Regions from separate parts of the Homo sapiens genome. Here region 1 is linked to region 2. Evidence: chromatin contacts called from ENCODE Hi-C data. All regions are on one chromosome and are shown on one strand. Each heading gives the region's core, a stretch centred on a gene start or an enhancer-like site at or near the end of the contact. The rest is flanking DNA. Distances are from core to core; before and after follow the strand shown.

Region 1 (3,294 bases), core at 19-2,518, 680 kb after region 2:
CTGCAGGCTTGGTCTCACTCTGGATGGCCTGCCCTGCCCAGCCCCATGCTGCCCATTAGGGGAATCCGTCAGAGGCTTGCCCTGCTTGGGCAGGAGGACTGTCCAGGTAGACTGGGATGCCCACAGAGAGCAGTGGACAGAGGCGAGAAGTGCCTGTCATTTCCAGATGCCACCCACTGAGCAGATGCAGAGGAAAGTCCTCAGAAGGCTGATTCCTCCAAAAAGCTTTGATCTGGGTTTCAGCCCCTGGCAAGCTTAGGGAACTTGAGGGACGTCCCTGGGAAAGGAAGACAAGGAGTGGCTTTATGTGCTTTCCTTCGTTCTGAAAGTAGCACCTGCTTGTGACAAATGCAGAATACAGAAATATAGGCAATAAAAAATAATAAAACAAAAACCTAGAAATACAGGCAGGGCATGGTGGCTCACACCTGTAATTCCAGCACTTTGGGAGGCTGAGGTGGGATGATTGTTTGAAGCCAGGAGTTTGATACCAGCCTGGGCAACATAGTGAGACCTGGTCTCTACAAAAAATAAAAATTAGCCAGGTGCGCTGATGCAGGCTTGTGGTCCCAGCTACTTGGGAGGCTGAAGTGGGAGGATCACCTGAGCCCAGGAGGTGGAGGTTACAGTGAGTCTTGGTGGTGCCACTGCACTCCAGCCTGGGCGGCAGAGTGAGACCCTGCCTCTCAAAAAACTACAATAAAAACAAACCAAAATTGGGTTTGATGGTCTCACTTCATCGTTAACATAAAGGAAAAACAGTAACACTTGTGTCAGAACTATACTCCTGCCAATGGCAACAACGCAGTTCCTGTTCCACTCGCTGAATGAGGTCACGGGTCGTTCACTCATTGTAGTCTTTGTGACGCTATTGTTGGTGATAGAATGATAAAGTTGATGGTCGATTTTGCAAGATACACCTGAGGTACAGGTGCATGGAGCTCCTGATAATGTGTACTGCGTTACATGATCTGTAAATCGTGGGCTACGCATCCTCTACACCCGACTGGAACACGCTTTGCACCTATGCGCACACGTGTTTCGCGGAGAGTGGTGCTCAGCGTTGTGCCAGGCGCTGAATCAGGCTCTGGGGTGCAGCAGTGACCTCGGTGGTCATGTCCCCGCGTCGCCCGGCCACCTCCGCAGAGCAAGCTGAGCAGGGGGCTGGCTGGAGGCCGACGGCGGAATCCCCTCAACGGAGCGCCGCCAGGGGGCGCGCGAGGCAGGGCGGAGCTGCGTACTTTGTCCGCCCGCGCGGCCCGTCGCTCGCGCCGCGGCGGGAAAATCCGACCTGGCCGCGCACCACCGCCCCTTCTCGGCCCTCCTGCGTTTGCCCAGGGTCGGCCCGCAGTGATGGAGGAGGAGGCGGAGACCGAGGAGCAGCAGCGATTCTCTTACCAACAGGTACAGGAAAACGGGGGTCGGGCTGGGCTGGGGCAGGACGGCGTCGAGTTTCTGGACAGAAAAGTACCCGGCAGCCCCCGGCGGCTTCTCATCGGCACCCCGCCCCCGGGCGCCCCCCGCGGCTGCGCATGCGTTGGCTTAACTGCCGCGGGTGGTGCTGGGAGGCGGTTTCCGCGGCAACGCGGCTGGACCCTGGCCTGCGCTGGCTGGGGAGGAAGCGGTTCTAGGGGAGCGTGCGGGCGCCGGGGTCCGGCGGCGAGAGGCCACCTTCTGGCCTTGCGATGAATCCTCGGTTTCCCCTTCTCAGATGGGGTTTTCGTGAGGGTACAACGTCGGCATTAGACATTCCAGGTGACGCCCGTACGCGGTGGGCGGTTCGGGCCGGAGCTCTGGAACGCTGGCCCTGGAGGCGTCGACCCCTCGTTACTGATGCAGGGACGCGGTGCGGACCAGTCAGGCCCAGAGCTCGTCCTTAGATGTGGGTTCGAATCTCTGCCCCGCCAACTTGTGATCGTATCGACTCGGCCCAGACGCAATTTTCTTCTCTGCAAAATCGTCATAAGAATAATCACTTGTCAGGGTAGCTGCGGGCATCCCATTCGTTCCTTTCATCAGCGCCGGGCATATGGGGCGTCAGAGGCTGAGAACGTTGCCGTGAAGAGGCTTAAAAGCAAGACCCGGAGTGGCGACCTTAAAGAGGACGGACTGAAGAAACGCGGGAATGAGCTCCAGACGCGGGAGTTTCCTCTCTACAAAGTTACACTGCAGCAGCTGTCTACCCTGCCCCTTGTCTTTTGAGAAGTTCAAACCTTCAGAAAAGTTGCAAGAACACGGTACAGAATGCCCAGATGCCCGTCACCTTGATTCACCACTAGTTAGCATTTTGCTCTGTTTGCTCCCATGCTTCCCTCCCAGCCCCGCGATTGGAGAATTAATTGCAGATATTTTGACACTTCGCCTTTACATTTTAATTCTTTAGTACACATCTCCCAAAAACAAGGCATTGGCTGGGCGCGGTGGCTCACGCCTGTAATTCCAGCACTTTGGGAGGCCGAGGTGGGCAGATCACTTGAGGTCAGGAGTTCGAGACCAGACTGGCCAACATGGAAACCCCCTCTCAACTAAAAGTACAAAAATTAGCCGAGTGTGGTGGCAGGTGCCTGTAATCCCAGCTACTCGGGACGTTGAGGCAGGGGAATCGCTTGAACCCGGGAGGCGGAGGTTGCAGTGAGCCGAGATCGCACCATTGCACTCCAGCCTGGGTGACAGAGCGAGACTCCATCTCAGAAAAAAAAAAAAAAAAGGCATTCTCCTACTACATCATTTCAATAAATTGTCCCACTCAGGAAGTGGGACAATTAATTTTGATAAAACTCTATTGAATGTGCATTGTCAAGTGCCCCCACTTGTCCTAAAGATGTTTCTTTTAACTGTCTTTTTTCCTTCATCCAGGATTCAGTTAAGGATGGTGCATTGCATTTAGTCATCTTTGGTCCTGCCTACCCTGTTTTTTTTTGGTTGGTTTTTGTTTTTTTTGAAACGTAGTTTCACTCTTGTTGTCCAGGCTGGAGTGCAGTGGCTCCATCTCGCCTCACTGCAACCTCCACCTCCCAGGTTCAGGAGATTCTCCTGCCTCAGCCTCCTGAGCAGCTGGGATTACAGGCCCCTGCCACCACGCCCAGCTAATTTTGTATGTTTAGTAGAGACAGTTTCACCATGTTGGCCAGGCTGGTTTTGAACTCCTGACCTCAAGTGATCTGCCCGCCTTGGCCTCCTAAAATGCTGAGATTACAGGTGTGAACCACTGTGCCCGGCCTGTTCTTAGTCCCTAGAACAGAGCCTGGCTCTCAATAGACCAACAAATGCTTACTGATGAAGCTGCAAAGATGG
Region 2 (3,303 bases), core at 791-3,290:
CAGAAGCTGGGGTGTAAAGTCAGTGGGGTTAGCAGGGACTGTCTACCTAGCTGAAAAGCCGGCTCCTCGATTCTTACCATCTTTGTCAACAGTAAAGGGCACGTCTGGAGTGATGATTTCGTAGCTGCAAATCTGGCTGAACTGAGGGGAGCAGTCGGCATCCACGGCCTCCACCCTCAAAATGCTGTCGTACTGCTTCCCCTCGATGACCGTGGCTTTGTAGGACTTCTCCTTGAACACGGGCGCGTACTCATTCACGTCGTTCACCTGAATATGAACAGTTGCTCTGGACAAAGGGAGGGAGAAAAATATTTTTCTGCTTGTTTTCAGTGTGAGAGAGAGACAGAGAGTGTGTATGTGTGTTTACCCAATTCTGCCCTACTTTAAAATTTCCTGTTTCTGATACCTTGTTTCATGAAATTCATATGATGAAGTCAAAAATTAAACAAGCTATTCACTGCTTTTCATTCAAGTGTGGAGATAACAGAAAGTTAAAAGAGGGATTTGGGTCGATTCTTCCATATCCTAAGAATAAAGCAAAAAACCAATCATCTAAAATAAAAGAGACTTGGGTGTTTTTTTTTGACAATATGGGACAAGACAGGCAGAAGGGAGATAAACAATACCAGACGTCTGTTTGCTCTCCAATTATAAAGTTGAAACATATTTTGTAGCAAAATCCAGAAAAAAAATAGAGCCAAGGGAAGAAGGGGTATGAAACAGAGAAAGCATGAAATGGTTTGATTCTGAGAGTTCAAACGAATTCTGTCCTACTTCTAGGGAATAGGCTGGAGTCCATGGCATCACCTGGTCCTGATTCAACAAATGGAAGAGTTCAGGAGAGGCAGGCCGTTGCCACCTGCCAATACCCCAGCTCAGTTATCAAGAAAATTAGGGTGTCATCAGACCTGGCTACAAATAAAAAAAACTGTAGGTTTCAAGGGCTAATGGTCAGGGCATGCTTCTGAATCAGTCAAGGACTTTGGTCAAAATCTGACCTTTTCAAGGGAAACAATAACATTACACTGTGGAAAAAGAGAAGAGACTCACTGGGGCACTGCACCTTCTGCTCACCATGAGCCTCCTCATCCCAGTGCCATCGGTCTGACCCTCACAATGGGTTATGTGACACCATCTCGCCCACATACCCTTCTTTAGTAGATGTGCTAAGTAGAAACTGAGACTCAGGGCCGGGTGTGGTGGCTCACACCTATCCCAGCACTTTGGGAGGCTGAGGCAGGAGGGTCACCAGAGGTCAGAGTTAAAGACCATCCTGGCCAACATGGTGAAACTCCGTCTCTACCAAAAATACAAAAATTAGCCAGGTGTGGTGGAGCGTGCCTGTAATCCCAGCTGCTTGGGAGGCTGAGGCACGAGAATCGCTTGAACCCTGGAGGTGGAGGTTGCAGTGAGCCGAGATTGTGCCACCGCACTCCAGCCTGGGTGACAGAGCGAGACTCTGCCTCAAAAAATAAGTAAATAAATAAATAAATAAAACAAAAGAAAAAGAAACAGACTCAACAAAATTAAATTTGCACAATGCCAAAGGGCTAGCAAGTGGTGGAGAAAAGACTAGAGCTCTAGAAAAGACTAGAGCTTACAATCTAATTGTAGAAGACACTGGACTTGAGAACACCAGCAGTCCCCAGCCTTTTTGGCACCAAGGACTGATTTCATGGAAGGCAATTTCTCCACAGATGGGGGTGGGAGGATGGTTTTGGGATGAAAATGCCCCACCTCAGATCATCAGGCAGTCGATTCTCATAAGGAGCGCACAACCTAGATCCCTGGCATGCTCAGTTCACAACAGGGTTCGCGCTCCTGTGAGAATCTGATACCGCTGCTGATGTGACAGGAGGTGGAGCTCGGGCAGAAATGCTCACTCGCTCACATGCTGTTGACCTCCTGCTGTGTGGCCTGGTTCCTAACAGGCCACGGACCAGTACTGGCCCACGTCCTGAGGTATGGCGACCCCTGTTCTATGTTGTCTTGTCCAAAGCCCTCTCTGCTACAACTGCAGTTCCTAACTGGCAGGAGGTGCAGCAACACACTCAGGATTGTGGCAGCGAGCCAGCCTACTTCCACCAGCAGTGACTAATTTTTTTTTTTTTTTGAGACGGAGTTTCATTCTTTTTGCCCAGGCTGGAGTGCAATGATGTGATCTTGGCTCAGTGCAACCTCCACCTCCCAGGTTCAAGTGATTCTCCTGCCTCAGCCTCCCGAGAAGCAGGGACTACAGGCGCGTGCCACCATGCCTGGTTAATTTTGTATTTTTAGTAGAGACAGGGTTTCTCCATGTTGGCCAGGCTGGTCATGAACTCCTGACCTCAGGTGAAAATCACCTCAGGTGATCTGCCTGCCTCGGCCTCCCAAAGTGCTGGGATTACAGGCGTGAGCCACCGTGCCTGGCCAATTTTTGTTGTTATTGTTTTTTAGGGACAGGGTCTCATTCTGACACTCAGACTGGAGTACAGTGGCACAATCATGGCTCACTGCAGCCTCAACCTCTCGGGCTCAAGCAATCCTCCCGCCTTAGCCTCCCAAGTAGCTGAGACCACAGGCATGTGCCACCATACCTGGCTGTTTATGTTTTGTAGAGATGGCATCTCCTACATTGTCTAGGCTGCTCTCAAACTCCTAGGCTCAAGCAATCTTCCCACCTCAGCCTCCCAAAGTGCTGGGATTATAGGTGTGAGCCACTGCACCTGGCCAACAATGATTAAGTTTATGCCCTTAGGAATTACAGCAAAAGATAAATATGACAACAAAATAACCTTCCTAAGGGAGAAGCAGACTTTTTCAATTTTTAATGTAGGGCCTTTACTTCTTTAATAGAGTATTTGGTGTGATAAAATTATTCACTCATTCATTTATTAAAAACCTAGGCCGGGTGTGGTGGCTCACGCCTGTAATCCTAGCACTTTGGGAGGCCGAGGCAGGTGAATGATGGGGTCAGGAGTTTGATACCAGCCTGGCCAACATGGTGAAACCCGTCTCTACTAAAAATACAAAAATTAGCCAGGCGTGGTGGCAGGCACCTGTAATCCCAGCTACTCGGGAGGCTGAGGCAGAAAAATCACTTGAAACCGGAAGGCGGAGGTTCCAATGAGCCAAGATCGTGCCACTACACTCCAGCTTGGGTGAAACAGCGAAACTCCATCTCAAAAACAAAACACAAAAAGGCCAGGTACGGCTCACGCCTATAATCCCAGCACTTTAGGAGGCCCAGGCAGGCGGATCACCTGAGGTCGGGAGTTTGAGACCAGCCTGACCAACATGGAGAATCCCCATCTCTACTAAAAA

The links. Hi-C counts contacts between places; a loop is a spot of excess contacts on that map. Pooled maps may share reads with other maps.
Region 1: a pooled map of psoas muscle shows a loop between it and region 2 (2.3-fold over the local background). The contact joins the promoter of CENPS here to the enhancer-like site in region 2. A Hi-C loop is called at or near these places in 2 of 50 pooled maps.

What each region holds. Positions count from the first base shown.
Region 1 is chr1:10,429,165-10,432,458 of GRCh38, forward strand. It overlaps CENPS (centromere protein S), which reads left to right and starts at 1,269. Exons shown (of 5, transcript NM_199294.3): 1 at 1,269-1,404. The coding sequence starts at 1,354. It overlaps CENPS-CORT (CENPS-CORT readthrough), which reads left to right and starts at 1,269. Exons shown (of 4, transcript NM_199006.3): 1 at 1,269-1,404. The coding sequence starts at 1,354. RefSeq lists a silencer at 1,367-1,616 and an enhancer at 1,867-1,916.
Region 2 is chr1:9,751,396-9,754,698 of GRCh38, forward strand. CLSTN1 (calsyntenin 1) reads right to left here. Exons shown (of 19, transcript NM_001009566.3): 5 at 78-286. Among named protein-coding and RNA genes, the nearest start is that of PIK3CD-AS2, 65 kb to the left of the region's middle. Within about 2 kb of position 2,041, at least 2 of the 41 ENCODE cell types and tissues checked have a DNase peak (open chromatin) inside an H3K27ac peak, as active enhancers do.